Linked DNA regions of Homo sapiens: all the other regions are linked to region 3. Evidence: chromatin contacts called from ENCODE Hi-C or POLR2A ChIA-PET data. All regions are on one chromosome and are shown on one strand. The core of a region is the stretch at or near the end of the contact, and the rest is flanking DNA. Distances in the headings are between cores, read along the strand shown.

Region 1 (2,700 bases), core at 199-2,698, 280 kb before region 3:
GTGATTAATGTAGTTTTAAACAAATCAAGATTTGCATAAATTGGCTCTGAAGTCAGCTTCTACAAACCAGCTGGAACACTCGCCATATTCCTAGTTCAGTGCTGTCTTCCCAGTGGGTTCTCAGACTTTGCAGCTCACCCTTAGCCTTCTGTTGCAGGGAAACCACATCCATGTGGCTCCCAGTCTCTGGCAAGCCAGCAAAGGGCTCCAACTTCTCTTGCTTTCTCCACCTTCTCCTCACTGGCTGGAGCACTCAGGACTCTCCCAGGTCCTATTTTTCTCCTTTTGGTAATTTCCTGATAGAAACTCCAGCAATGAAGATAATTTTCAGAACTGTTTTTTTTTTTTCTGGTACAGAATTCATTTTGGCTTCTGGGAACTAAGAAACAAATGAACTGTCTTTCTGAAGTCAAGAACTGTATAATGAAAGCTAAATGCAGAGGCAAAAGCCACTGTCGGTTGCCCTTTGTCCTCTCTGTCACCAGCCCTGGACATGAGGGTGAGACAGAAAGCCTCGCTCTTCCCCAGTGAAACCCTGCAATTGTTCTGTGCCAGATGAAGCCCTCTTCAGATGCTGGACAGGGTCCAGGTGCTGCCCTGTGAGTGGATGCCAGCCTCAGTCCTCATCCAGGCCAGGACCATGTCCAGGGCGGGCTTGCTCCTGAATCACATGCTTCCAGTCAGGACTCTGAATGCAAATGCTGGTGTTTTGTATTTTTTGTCGTTATGTTATTGTTGTTCTTTTTTTTTTTGAAACAAGGTCTCACTCTGTTGCCCAGGCTGGAGTGCAGTGGCTCACCGCAGGCTCCAGCTCCTGGGTTCAAGGGCTCCTCCCACCTCAACCTCCCAAGTAGCTAGGACTACAGACACACGCCACCACACCCCACTAATTTTTAAACATTTTTAGACATGAGGTCTCCTTATTTGCCCCAGCTGGCTGTGAACTTCTGGCTTCAAGGTGATCCTCCTGCCTCAGCCTTCCAATTAGCTCATACTGATGTTTTATTTAAATATCGCATAATATTTCAGTAAAAGGCCTGCAAAGAGGGCACAGAAAGCATTTTTTGGAGTTCACTGGGGGCAGGACGAGCTATCCCATTAGGTGGGAAGGGGTCTCTTCCTGATATGCATCATACAGCTGCTTCTAGTGGTGGTACAGGACCCAGGAGAAGAAGAGTAGGTGCTTAACAAATATTTGCTGAATAAAGGTTGATGAAAATCAATGTCGACAATACATTTATTGGGATCAGGTAAGGAACAAAGGTGATATTAACAACAGCTGCCACCTGCGTCTATTACCAGACATCTCATAGATAGCAACCCTGGGAGGGAGATCTTACATACATGAGGACAGAGGAATGGGAGATCCACCAAGGTGCCTGACAGCTGCATTTGAACCCATACTCAGATAGAGGAACCCTCTGCAGTCTGCTCAGGGTTGGAGTTTGTGGCTGGGAGAAAAGAGGAACAGCCTCTGCAGCCAACCCTCCTGGGCAGCGAATGTCTCCTCCCCACACTGCAGTGAACCCCTGGCCATCCTTCCAGCTCTGCCCTTGCCCCACTCCAGTAAAGCAGCCAGAGAGTGATACACATTAGATTGTGTCTCTCCTCCACCCAAACTCCTTGACGGCTTTCCAGGGCACTCAGAATTCCAGGCCCTGGAGGAAACCAGCCCAGCCCATCACCTAGACCTGGGAGCACCTGTCTCCCTCGGCTTGCTCTGCCATAGCCTCTGTCTGTCTCACAGACGCGCCAAGCTTTTTCTGCCTCAGGACCTTTTCAGGGGCTTTCCTTCTGCCTGGACCACTTTCCTGTCTCTAAACTCCCCCAGTTTTCCCCATGGCTGCTCAACCGTCATCTACTAAAGTAATGGGTAAAGTAACCCCGCTCCCTACCCCTGAACCATCACAACTATCATGTCACATGCACGGGTTTCTTTTCACCATTGCATTTGTCTTATTTGATTTCTGTGTTTATGTATTTGTTGTCCATCCTCCAAGTGACAGAGGGAGTGGATGGAGTGAAGGATAAGTTTTGTCCTGTTCACTGCCCAGCATCAAGAAAAGTGCTTGGAACTGAGTAGATAGTCAACAGACACTTCTTAAGAATGAATGAATCAATCGATGACAATGAACTGTAGCTGCCACCTCCTCCAGCCTACGTACCCTGAGGCATCCTAGATCTCAGAGCAAGGAGATGATGACTGCCAGGCATTGAGTGGTGAAAAAATATTTTCCTTTGCTACTTACTCTTCTATCACTGGGTGGCAGTAAGGCTAGAAGCCTGGGAAATCTCCATCACCCGTCCTCTCTGTTTTGCGATACTCTTGGGTGCCCTGAGGGCTTTAGAGGTTGCTGCGGTCAACAACCTAAGCAACCACTTCTGAGTTTCTGGCATAGTGGCAACCACAACTGGCCAGTAGGTCGAGGAGGCCTCTGCTTAACATATTGCACCGATGTTTTGGTTATGCAAATATATGGTTTTTCTCATTCCGATGGAAAACATTTCTGGCCAAGTCAAAACTACAGAAACACAGCAAGGAAGACTCATCTATATAGTCCCCTCAGTCCCATTGCCCCAGCCTGGGTCCCTCTTTTTACACCCTCAGAAGACTGTTCCCATTGCCTTCCTAGTCTTTGAGATGCAGGCATTTGGAAAGCACACATCTGATGCATACCTGAAACTCCGGATCAGTCACGT
Region 2 (2,700 bases), core at 15-2,514, 260 kb before region 3:
TCCTACATTATACCCATCTCTCTTCTTATTGCATGTGCATCCTCTTTTATGCATTCACTTCTACTCCTATTTCTCACTTTAGTACGTACATGTACGTGTGCATAATGATCACATGCTTTTGAAGTGGTATTAAGAGAGTTTGCACAAAAATTGTGGGACAGATATGGGTATAATGTGGTGTGTGTTCACCCAAAGCTGTTGGCTTTAATCAGGATTGCAAAGCTATACACACAGGACATAACAGTTTATCTTGGAAAATTAGTGGTTGGGAACATCTCGATGGTGGACTTGTTTCAAACTAAACACCTCTTCCTCAACCTTCAGTGCCCTTCTGCAGAGCTGTTAGTGCATGAGTACTGTGAGATGCGTCCTTGTTACATGCTACAAGTAGCCCCTCAGGTAGAAGCCAGTGTTTCCAAATGTCTACATAACTAGGTCAAATTACATCCAGAGCTAGGCTGTGTTGCTCTGATGTGTTTACACTTATTTTCCATTGAATCTAAGTTTCTAATGTTTTAGGTCACTAACAATGAATCCAACATCTGACATTTTATGAGTGGTGGGATGTTATCAATCCTTCAGCAAGTTTTGATGTTTTTTTTATGACTTCTGGCAAGCTGGAGTCATTAGGATTTATTACCAGAAAAGGGAACAAATACTGTTGTTTTACTGTGTTCGACGTATAGTAGCTGAAAGTAGAGTATTTTCAAGACCTATGTTCCTTTTGAAATAAAAAGTTCCTAGGTCTTGCCTTGGTCTTTGGGTTGGCTGGGCATGCAGTACACTGCACTGAACTCACTGGTGTGATGGACCCCGTTCACGCACCACTCCAGACCTTCCTGGCTCAGTGCCTGGGAGTTTGTCTTGCTTCTGGGTCTGGGTGGCCTTGGAAATGGGGCAAAGGATACTGTCATAAAGCCACAGCTGCTGCTATTGCCATCACAGACCAAAGAATTCCCATGTGTGATGCTCACTGACAAGAGGAGTCAGCTGTACCTATGTGCTACTTGGCCAGAACTTAGAGATGCTTGGATTTCCCAGTGGCTACCTGGGGGTTCCAGGTAACAACTTGCAAGTGCAGGGGGAATTAATACTGTATTGGGTGAACTTTTGATCAATGAGAGGCAGTGGATAGGGAGAATCCAGCAGATAAGTTGCTTGCCTTTGTTCTAAGACACAGCAGATTCGTACAGCTTTTCTGTGTATGTCCTGAGAGAGCAAAGGCTTAGCTAAGTTTCTCATGAGCTGTGACTAGCTCTGTGCCTTTTCTTTTGCTTTCACTTTTACTTCCTTGGGACTGTACACCCTGTTGCCCCACCCCAAAAAGCATATAAGCTTTTGAGTCAAGTTTTTTTTTAATTTTTTTTTAATCATCTTAGGCTAAGACACTTTTTGTCCCTTCTGTTAGATTTGAACTCTTGGAGGACTGAGGCCATGTCATTTTCATGTTTCTCTTGATTGCATCTAGATATTTATTGAAACCATGTTTGCTGAATGACAATGTCTGGCTTACCACCCAAAGGAAGTTCAACAAAGGGGAGCAGAATCCCTCAATTCAGGGTGGCTTTGACATTCATGTCACACCCAACCTGCCACACAAATATTGGTCCAGCTCGCTGTGTCTTGGCAGGTGATGGAAGCTTGGCCTTGGAGGCACCAAGGAGCTAAGAGGACTCCATGATATGAACACAAAGGTCGATTCACATGCTGGTGCTTTAGGGGGCATTAAAACCATTCCAGAGAAGCAGGAATAAAGAATATAGGAGCATCTTTGTGGACACTGGGTCTGCAGGTCTAGCAGTAACAGAGGAGGGCATAATGGATTCATGAGGTCAAAGCTGGGATGGACCTTGACTGTAATGAAAAGAGGCCATGAGGGTGTGAATCAGGGAAAGAGGATGAAGGCAGGGGTGGGAGTTGTGTTGAACAATTGGCAGATGATCCAGGAGGCTTCATAGGTTGAAGACTTTCAGCTACTCATTAGGAAACAGCAGGCATATTCCTTCATTTTTCCCCTTTTTCATTTTTTAGACTTCCCCATATTCATTTTCCCTCTCTCTCCCTTACTGCTATTATTTTTTCATGTTTTTGATTCTGTCTTTATTCTACATTTGATGATTCAAAATGTGACATCTTTACATTTAATGAATTCTTAACCCAGTGGTATATGTTTTGAAGAGTGAAATTAATAAAGAGGCTTAGAGAGCAAATAGAAATACACTTCTATAATGAAAATAATCTGTCACTCATGCGTTAGCTGATTCTAGTTGATGTGTTCTTTGGGAGCCTGAAGACAACCGAGAAATGGGTCCTACAGCTGTGAGCTCTCCTTCCACTGCCATGATTTCCTTCACGGAGTCATAGCATTGCTGATTCCTAACTGGGATGTGGTTGGACTTAAACCTTGGTTTAAATCCTGACTCTGATATCCAAACATCCTAAGAGTCAAGTGCCTGGTTTCTTAGTTTCTGATTTTTTACACAGATAATACCTTCACAAACACATACGGTATATGGAAGTTGAAGAAAGAAATGAAATAATGTTTAAATATGACTTTGAACATATTCAACAAAACTCTCGGGTTCAGGAATTTTAGTATTGTGGTAAGAATATGATTGCTGTGAATGACAATAATAGTTGAGCTAGCCCTTCAGTGAACAAGTTGAGACACTTTTTTTTTTTGTAACCTGGTTAACATAG
Region 3 (2,700 bases), core at 74-2,573:
ATTAAAACCAGCTGATGATGTACAGCGATTTGTCTGGAGCACCCTGGCTGCGCTGGTTCCCTGACAGCTGAACATTCTTTCCTGCCTGTACTGTTTGAACTATGTCCAATGGTGAAATCGTTAAACCTTTGATAACTGTAGTTTAAATGCGAGAAGGGAGCGGGGGAGCTTTCTGTTTTAAGCAAGAAAGAGAGATGAGTGTTGTATTACACAAATTAACAGTTAAAAAGTTAGTACTTATTAGATCATTTTCACTGGCTTTTGGTAGAATGCCTCTGGACATTTTCAGATTACCTATTGACACTTTTTCACGGCACAAATGTCAAAAATCTCACTTCCTCTCTTCTTCCCTAGGGGATTCTTGCTGTAGTTAGAAGGGAAATAGTATGAACCACCTGGTCTTACTCAAAGAAGCCTTGGGGATAGGTTAATTTCACAGTTGAAAGCTCCATGTGGGGGATACATTTACATATTTACTAATACAGAAAGGGCTACCAAAAGAAAAAAATCATGTGACTTCAGGAGAACTGCTCACAAACACACAAAACACTCTGTTTCATCCTTGAGTTTGACAGATGCTTGATAGGGAACAAAGAATAACCAAGCTGTTCATCTCCAAATACCAAAGTAACTTTAAAATGAATTGCTGTTCACAGTTTCTGGAAGACAAATCGGCATTACGAGGATGTAAATAATAACCTGTCTGTGTGTTCATACACACCCTAAACGTTTAAAAGATATTTTTAGGTATAAAATATTTCAAAAACACAATACCCTTTCTAAAACAGCCATCATGATATATCTGTATTATAGGAAAGTGCAGATATATACAGATAGTACGTAGTTATATTCATAGAAACATAGATGACAGATGGGTAGATAGGTAGATAGATTAATACTTAGTGTTTCAAATTATACTTGGAGCAATTTTTTTTTTTTTGAGACAGAGTCTCATTCCATCACCCAGGCTGAAGTGCAGTGGCACGATCTCAGCTCGTTGCAACTCGTGCCTCAGCCTCCCAAGTAGCTGTAATTATAGGTGCGAGTCACAGCACACTGCCCAAATTTCCTTTTTAAACTTTGGTTTCAGCATAGCCCTGTCTACTACTTGGAGGTGATTTTGGTGTTTGGATATGTTAATACATTTTTGCCAACCATGGTAGCCATGGGGTCTGGCACAATGCTGTAACCCCATTCTTTCAATAGAACGAATGCCCCTTAGGCTGTAAGTGTGGCCCCTGTTTCCTTTGAAGGGCTTTTAGAAATAGACAGAGTGTCTTTTCCCTGGGACTCTGGACTCCTGGGGCAAAGCTTTTTAAGACAGGTGTGAAAATTATCCTGGTTGATTCAGAAATGAGTCATTGTCTCCTGGCTGCTGCTACTGATCTCAAGCTAGCAAAGGTCAAATGAAGTTCTGGTTCACATAAAGACATTCTATGCTGAGTTTTAAGCATCACTGGGGAGTCTTCCAATTCATTTGATTTGGGAGAGCTCAACAACATTGCTGATGTAGTTATCTTTGTCCAGTTAAACTTTTGCCAGACAACCATGGGACTTCTGGCCCACAGGAAGGTAAGGGAAGATAGAAATTAGATTAAAAGACACCCAAGTCCAAACACAATTTCACCAGACAGGTAAATATCTTAATGCCAATTAGTTTTGACAAATATGAGACATATTTGGCTTTGTTCTATCTAGGGGTACTTTTTCATTTAATCAATCTCTCAATTAAAATTCTTTAGCATTGCTTATTTAGAGTCAAATAAATAAATATATCTGTCTGGGTATAATTCATTTAAATTAGAGCACAATGTTTGCTCTATTTGCCTTACATATTGTCATTCAGGAAACATAAGTACTCATGAAATTTTGATTTCTATTAGTTAAACTGTATAAGCATGAAGGAGTTAGTAGGGTGGTAAGCCATGTGGGTTGTCTACACTCAACGCTTTTCTACCTCCACACATCTCCTTGCTCAGAAAGCTCCCCTCCACCAGCGTCCCAAAATATCAGAGAGTAGATGTATCAGCCCCCATGCAGCTGGGCTATGAGTATTGGCTGTGGACTGGGACCTGAAGGCAGGCATCTCGAGCACTTTGGAAAAGGTTTTCTTCTCTAATTACAAAGCCCTGCCTGGAAGGACGTGTCTCCCTTCTCCGGCCAGCTGTTGCTGTGCCTACAAGTGACCTCCGTAACAATTAATTCTATCTTGTGACCTGAGGATTCTGTGCAGAACAAGAGACACAGCACAGATTTTTGATGACATCAACAAGCCATCAAATTGACCCTCTACTCACTTACCTCTGAGCTTCAATTTCTTCATCCTTAAAATGGAAAGAATAAAAGCATTTGCTTTAGGTTTTTTGATTTTTGGGGGATGTGAGAATTAAATAAAATAATGCAAATAAATCCACTTGATATTATGCCAAGGACATAAGACATGCTTGTTTTTAGCTTCTATCATTATTTTTATTACCACTTACAACTACATGATACTATGTTTTCAGAGAAATTGAAATAGTTCCTAAAAGCCTTCATATGTTCAACAAAGATCATAATGTAAGCAGGAGTAAAATATCTGTCAGTCAGTACATTTCTTACATAATCAATGCTTTTCCAGAATAATGTTTTTAAAAAACATTTTGAGGAGTAATTCTGAGAGAGACACCTGGATAGCTTATGAAACTGTTTAGTTCTCTC
Region 4 (2,700 bases), core at 111-2,610, 320 kb before region 3:
GCACAAAAGACTCTCAAGTGTTTCTCCCAGCGAGCTGCAGCCGGAATAGTGAGAAATCACAGGAGAGCAAGGGAGGGCAGGTTGGCTAAATAGCAACGGCCCCAAAATGGGCTTTTCAGGACCCAGTGCAGGGGTGGAAGGATGGGGCTGCTGCCGAGAGGGCCGGTGTTTCTGTTGGCAGCCTGGAGGATCCAAGGCTCCCTGAAGCACTCACTGGCCTTGGTCTGGTGAGGCCAGCAGAGGCTTTGGTCAGTGCACAGATGGCCCCAGCACTGATCCTGTGTGTGCTGCTGGAAGTCGGCAGCTCTTGGTTCCAGAGGGGGCCACCACGGGGTCACAGGGTGGCCTGCATGGAAGGAAGCCAAGGAAAGGGGTAAACAAGGGGTAAACACCAAGTCCTTCCTCCTGCTCACTGAACCCTGACCACCACAGCAGCATCAGTTCCAGCCAGGGCTTGGGTTCCAGGAGGACCATTAGAAGACCATTAGAAGCACCAAACGACACTCATACTGAATAAGAAGGTGAGAACAAAAAACAACAGGGCAGATGAGGTTTGTCTTGATGTAGGCTTGGAAGCAGTGAGAGAGAAGAATTCCATATAAAATCCCATGAAGGTGGAAACACAGTGGTGATTCATTCAGTGTGGACTCTCAAGGCAACCTACTTAGGTTCAAAACCTCGCTCTGCCACTTGCTAGCTGTGTGACCTCAGGCAAGTTACTTGACCTCTCTGGGGCCTCAGCTTTGTCATCTGTAAAAGGGGGTTAATAACAGTCATTCCATCTCGTAGCATTGTTCTGCAGGTTAAATGGAATGCTGAATATACAAGCAGAGCACAGGGAAAGGTCTCAGTAAATGTCAGTGGAATGATCATTAAAGACATGATAAAGGTGATTCCACAAAGACCAGAGCTGTGACAGATCCCGTAAGAAGGAGCTGGGGATGAAGTAGGCACTGACGTCTGACATGAGGAGGGGTTTTGTGCGTGTGTGTGTGTGTGTGTGTGTGTGTGTGTGTGTGTGTGTGTGTGTTCAGCAGGTGATGGGGCTGCTACCAGGCCTAAACGCAACTTGAACTTCAAGTTCAAGTTCACTCCTGCCCCGCCAGCTGGCGACCTTTGTAAGGCACAACTGTGAGTGGCTGATATGCTATGTAAACAAGCCAGGCCAGTGCTCCTCACTGCAACATGTGTTGTCTCCCTCGACGCCAGTGTGTCCATCCAAATGCCAGGGCAAAATACTAACTGCTTTATTTAGTTGGGAAGAAGGTCAAGGGGTGAGTCTTCCTGGACACTCGCTGCCATGACACACTCCCCAGGGCCAGTCAGCGGGGAGGCCCCAGGTCTAGGCTTGATTAGTCTTGACGTTGGCGGCCCTGGGGCTGGTGAACTCTGACAGCCAATTGTGGTCAAATAAAGCCACGGCTGGAACCTGCAGTTCCGCATGGCCCAGCGCACTCTCCACTTCCTCACCACATCTGGGAAGTGGCTAAACCTCAGGATTGCTTCAAATGTGCACACTGCTCCCCAAAGAGCTGAGGGTGGCAAGGAGATTACAAAGCAAAAAGACATGCAGCTCGGGGTCATTTCTTGCCTAGGTGTGAAGAACATATTTAAAAGTGCATCCAGGCCACATCAGAGCAGAATCCTCCTATAACACCCCGTGTCTGACGGGCGAGCCCCGACTCCTGTTGTGACTCGGCCTCCTCAGGTCTAGTTTGCAGGTATCCCCGGTCTACCTGAGTTGGCTCTGCAGCAGACTCTGTTCCTGTCACTCTCCTTAGTGTAGGTCTGTAAGCATGAGTCATCTTCTTCTTTTGGGGACAGTTTCAGGGGATGTGAAACTTGCCCTTTGTCACGCAAAGGAAGGCTGCAGACACAAAGGAGCCGTCTGCCCTGGGGGCTCAGAGTCCTTAGGAAACACAATCGCAACATTTTTCACTCTTGTGTTTGTCTGCAGGAAAGCCAGTTGTGCCCAGAGTCTTGAAACGCCCAAAGAGTGAGAAAGGAAAAATAAAAGAAAAACATCGCAGCTTTTAAAAACCAAGAGAGTCAGTGAAGGCTCAGGTTCTGCTCTTTGCAAATTCAGGAAATCCCACAAGATCCTGAAAGGTTGCAGGGAGATTTCTCCTTTTACAATAGATGGCTTTGGGTCTAATTTTAATTGCGGATAACTAAGTATAAAAATTAACGTACCCTCGGATTCCAGGAGTAGTCTGCATTTGGAGTATTTTTTATGAAGTATTTTTAATTTTGATTTCTCACTTTTCCACTGGAACAACCTAACAGCCAAAATTCATGCTTATGCTCCTCTTCCATTTCCTTACCCAAACATTTGCCACTATTTTTGACAGTGGAGTTGTATAATTAATTTATTTGGGGATTTCTGGACGGGATACAAATCCTTCAACTTGCACATAATTTCCTGATTCTCCATGCTGAATTGAATTAAGATGTCGGCGTACTGTATATACTTGTGTGCAAAGTGCCTGTATTTGCAGATTGCTTGATCCAATCGCACTCACATCACACATGCAAAATGCAGACTTGAGGCCTAAGCTACTGGCACCAGGACTACCCTCAAAAGTCAGACTGAAAATCAGGTCCTTAGAATATAGAACTCAGTTTTCCATGGAAATGGCATTTGTTTGGAATTATGGATTGTTTGAAAAATAGCTGTTTTACTTGGAGAAAACCGAAGAC
Region 5 (2,700 bases), core at 151-2,650, 350 kb before region 3:
ATATATCACACAGGGACACACATGCATATACACACAGGCAGATATACAGACATGGGGACACATATATACAAACATACACACATACTGACATACACACATATACACATACATACATATACATCCATCACACATCCATACATCCACTCACACACACACACCGTTCTGTGATCGCCCTCAGGACATGGGCCAAGACAAGTGTAGCAAGCAACAGTCAATGGACAGGAAAGGCTGGCCAACGCCAAGGCAAGATCAACAACCAATACAACTTCAAGCCAGAGACGCACACAGGCCTGCCCCTCCCCAGCCCCCCTGCACCATGCGCCCAAGACTCACGGGACAAAAACCCAAACAAAACTCTGCTCCCTGAGTCCAGGGCTCATTGCCACGAGCAGTGGAGTTTTTCGCCCACTCACATGAGACTCGGGCCTCTCCTAAAAGCAGAGCACTCAAAATCTAAATCTGCCATCCCCGGTCGCCAGGGCTCACTGTCCATTTCTGTCTGGTGACTAAGGAGGTAACTTGAGCTCAGGGCAGAGAAGCCACCTGCTGGCTTTTGCTCTTGACCAGAGGTAGCCCTCTGTGGGGGAAGTGGAGGCAGTTTCTTAAGAAGGGTGCAGACAGCTCCCAAATTCAAGGTTTTTCTTCTTCTACCAGCCTATAATCCCAAATATTAGCAACCCTCCCTAGGTTAAGGTCTTATCTCAAGGAAACCCCCAGTTACAGCGTAACTGAAAAGTAACCAGAGAGTGGTAACCACCAGTGACATGGATTTGTTGATCAGAGTAGCTCCTGCCCAGGGACAGACTCTAAAGAGAAGGCGACTTGCAGAAGAGAAAGAAAGTATTGGTGGCGGGTGGCGCACTATGGAGATATGAGCACTGACTCACAGAACGCTGCCTGGAGCTTCTGACATGGCTTTGGAGTTCAGGCATCAGCAGGGCTAGTCCTGGGGTAGACAGGCAAGACCTGGGGGCCAGGAGAAGAAGATCCAGGAGGCGCACACACACTGCTTGCGTGAGCATGTTACCAGCACTGAGGCTCTCCACACTGGCCTCCTAACCTCCCTGCAGGAATCTCAGTTCCCCTCCCGCAGCAGCAGATCTCATACATAATGGGCAGAGACACTGAGCATGTTTGGACAGGACCGAGGTAAAGGCAGGGCCCTTCCAAGGTTGGGTGATGCCTCCATAAATGCTGGACAAATAAATGAATGAGTGAGTGAGTGAATGAATGAATGAGTGAGCCCCTTTCCTGGACTAGATTTATTCTGGAATGCTCATCCAGCAGTGTGGAGGATGATCTCTCCTCCTCTGTACTTCTAAAAAGAGGGAAGGAAATTCCCTCCTATTTCTAAAAGCCCTGCCCCCTGGGCCTCGGGGACTTTCCCAACAGCAGGGGAACAGCATCTGACTCTGACGCTCTCTCCTGTCACAGACGCCAACTGAGGTTCTAGGCTGGCCTTGCAAAGCCCTTGGACAGATGGCTGAGCAGGTCCTGGCTGGTACAGAAGGACAGGGTACCCTGGCCACTCACAGCTCCTGAGTACTCACTAGTACAAAAGCCAACCGCAGCAAGTTGTTTTGAACAGAACGTTGACCCTCCCTCACAAATAAGGCTTCCGGTTGTTTGTGTCATGACAGCCTCATTCAGGCATCAGGCTCACTTCTATGCACTGTTGTCCACGTGCCAGAAGCAGCCACCTGCTGAGAAGGGCATCTGTGAGGAGGGAGACCTCTTCTAAAGTTACCTGAATGGGCAAGTGGCTGTTTGCCTAGACTCCCACAGAGCACAGCATGGTGATGAAGATGCTGGTCCCACTGTCTGCCAGGTAACATTGGGAGGGAAAGTTCTGTTTATTCCAAGACACTAGTGCCTCCTATTCACCTTGGTGACCACATTTGAGCCAGTTAGGAAATGAAGGAAGGGAAGGTTCCATCCTTGCCAGGGATGGAGACAGGGATGGAGGGCAAGGATGGACGCCCAGGACAGCCTTCTGTCCGGCAACATTCCCCCTCCTCAATCCTTTCCCGATTCGAAAGGTACACAACTTCCCCCTGGCCTGTCTACCTTGAGTCTCTGCCTATGGCTGCCTGGCCTGGTGAGACCAGCCTCCCAGCTCCTCTGTGTTACGCAGGCAATAGGAGAGCTGCCTTTTCAACAACTGTTTTGAACTTTCCTCTCCTTTTAACTCCTTCAACAGTCCCTCTTCTGTGTGAACACTCTGGTGTGTGAAAGCAAGACCTCAGCTCAGGGAGACAGCCCTCATAAACTGCCGCAGATTACCCTGTCTTTTCCCAGCCGGAGGGGGACCCCGCCCCACTCCCTTCCCAGTCTCTTCCCCACCCCCAACTTTTTTTTTTAACCACTTCTGCTTCCTTCATTTTCTCAGCAGCTGCAGCGGAGAGATATAGTAAAGCTACTGTATAGGATTTTGAAAGCAGGGCCTCCAAGAGCTTTCCAAACTCCACACAAGCCAGTTATTCTCTGCCTTGTTTTCTTTGGCTTCAGGTTAGTAACACAGAATGAGTCAAACAGTATTAACTTTCAATAGGGAAGTGGTGTGGTCAACCAAAGCTGTTTGCGGCTAGATTATGAAGATAGGTAGGGCAGGTAATGCAGAATAGCCCATAATACTGTGAGGAGGCAGAGGAGGGAGGCGGCCCCACTCAGAAACACTCCAACAATTAAGTCAACAGAACT

Evidence for each region. Hi-C counts contacts between places; a loop is a spot of excess contacts on that map. ChIA-PET counts read pairs that join two places held with the same protein, here RNA polymerase II (POLR2A). Pooled maps may share reads with other maps.
Region 1: a pooled map shows a loop between it and region 3 (3-fold over the local background). The contact joins two enhancer-like sites. A Hi-C loop is called at or near these places in 2 of 50 pooled maps. POLR2A ChIA-PET finds 5 or more read pairs at or near these places in 2 of 52 experiments (T-cell and WTC11).
Region 2: a loop to region 3 is called in a pooled map, with 2.2 times the contacts of the local background. The contact joins two enhancer-like sites. A Hi-C loop is called at or near these places in 2 of 50 pooled maps. POLR2A ChIA-PET finds 5 or more read pairs at or near these places in 2 of 52 experiments (activated CD4-positive, alpha-beta T cell and activated T-cell).
Region 4: a loop to region 3 is called in a map with no recorded cell type, with 9 times the contacts of the local background. The contact joins two enhancer-like sites. A Hi-C loop is called at or near these places in 7 of 37 single-sample maps with no recorded cell type and 4 of 50 pooled maps. POLR2A ChIA-PET finds 5 or more read pairs at or near these places in 3 of 52 experiments (AG04449, BJ and OCI-LY7).
Region 5: a pooled map shows a loop between it and region 3 (4-fold over the local background). The contact joins two enhancer-like sites. A Hi-C loop is called at or near these places in 1 of 37 single-sample maps with no recorded cell type and 2 of 50 pooled maps. POLR2A ChIA-PET finds 5 or more read pairs at or near these places in 1 of 52 experiments (OCI-LY7).

The regions. Positions count from the first base shown.
Region 1 is chr21:34,910,048-34,912,747 of GRCh38, forward strand. The region is part of intron 2 of RUNX1 (RUNX family transcription factor 1); the gene reads right to left. Among named protein-coding and RNA genes, the nearest start is that of RUNX1-AS1, 75 kb to the left of the region's middle. Within about 2 kb of position 1,449, at least 4 of the 41 ENCODE cell types and tissues checked have a DNase peak (open chromatin) inside an H3K27ac peak, as active enhancers do.
Region 2 is chr21:34,932,912-34,935,611 of GRCh38, forward strand. The region is part of intron 2 of RUNX1 (RUNX family transcription factor 1); the gene reads right to left. Among named protein-coding and RNA genes, the nearest start is that of RUNX1-AS1, 98 kb to the left of the region's middle. Within about 2 kb of position 1,265, at least 5 of the 41 ENCODE cell types and tissues checked have a DNase peak (open chromatin) inside an H3K27ac peak, as active enhancers do.
Region 3 is chr21:35,189,233-35,191,932 of GRCh38, forward strand. No RefSeq gene overlaps it. Among named protein-coding and RNA genes, the nearest start is that of RUNX1, 140 kb to the left of the region's middle. Within about 2 kb of position 1,324, at least 4 of the 41 ENCODE cell types and tissues checked have a DNase peak (open chromatin) inside an H3K27ac peak, as active enhancers do; they include OCI-LY7, where a contact is called at or near this core.
Region 4 is chr21:34,864,296-34,866,995 of GRCh38, forward strand. The region is part of intron 5 of RUNX1 (RUNX family transcription factor 1); the gene reads right to left. All of the region lies in intron 1 of RUNX1-AS1 (RUNX1 antisense RNA 1), which reads left to right. Among named protein-coding and RNA genes, the nearest start is that of RUNX1-AS1, 29 kb to the left of the region's middle. RefSeq lists enhancers at 1,005-2,204, 1,475-1,644, 1,685-1,964. Within about 2 kb of position 1,361, at least 17 of the 41 ENCODE cell types and tissues checked have a DNase peak (open chromatin) inside an H3K27ac peak, as active enhancers do; they include OCI-LY7, where a contact is called at or near this core.
Region 5 is chr21:34,843,376-34,846,075 of GRCh38, forward strand. The region is part of intron 6 of RUNX1 (RUNX family transcription factor 1); the gene reads right to left. All of the region lies in intron 1 of RUNX1-AS1 (RUNX1 antisense RNA 1), which reads left to right. Among named protein-coding and RNA genes, the nearest start is that of RUNX1-AS1, 8.4 kb to the left of the region's middle. Within about 2 kb of position 1,401, at least 20 of the 41 ENCODE cell types and tissues checked have a DNase peak (open chromatin) inside an H3K27ac peak, as active enhancers do.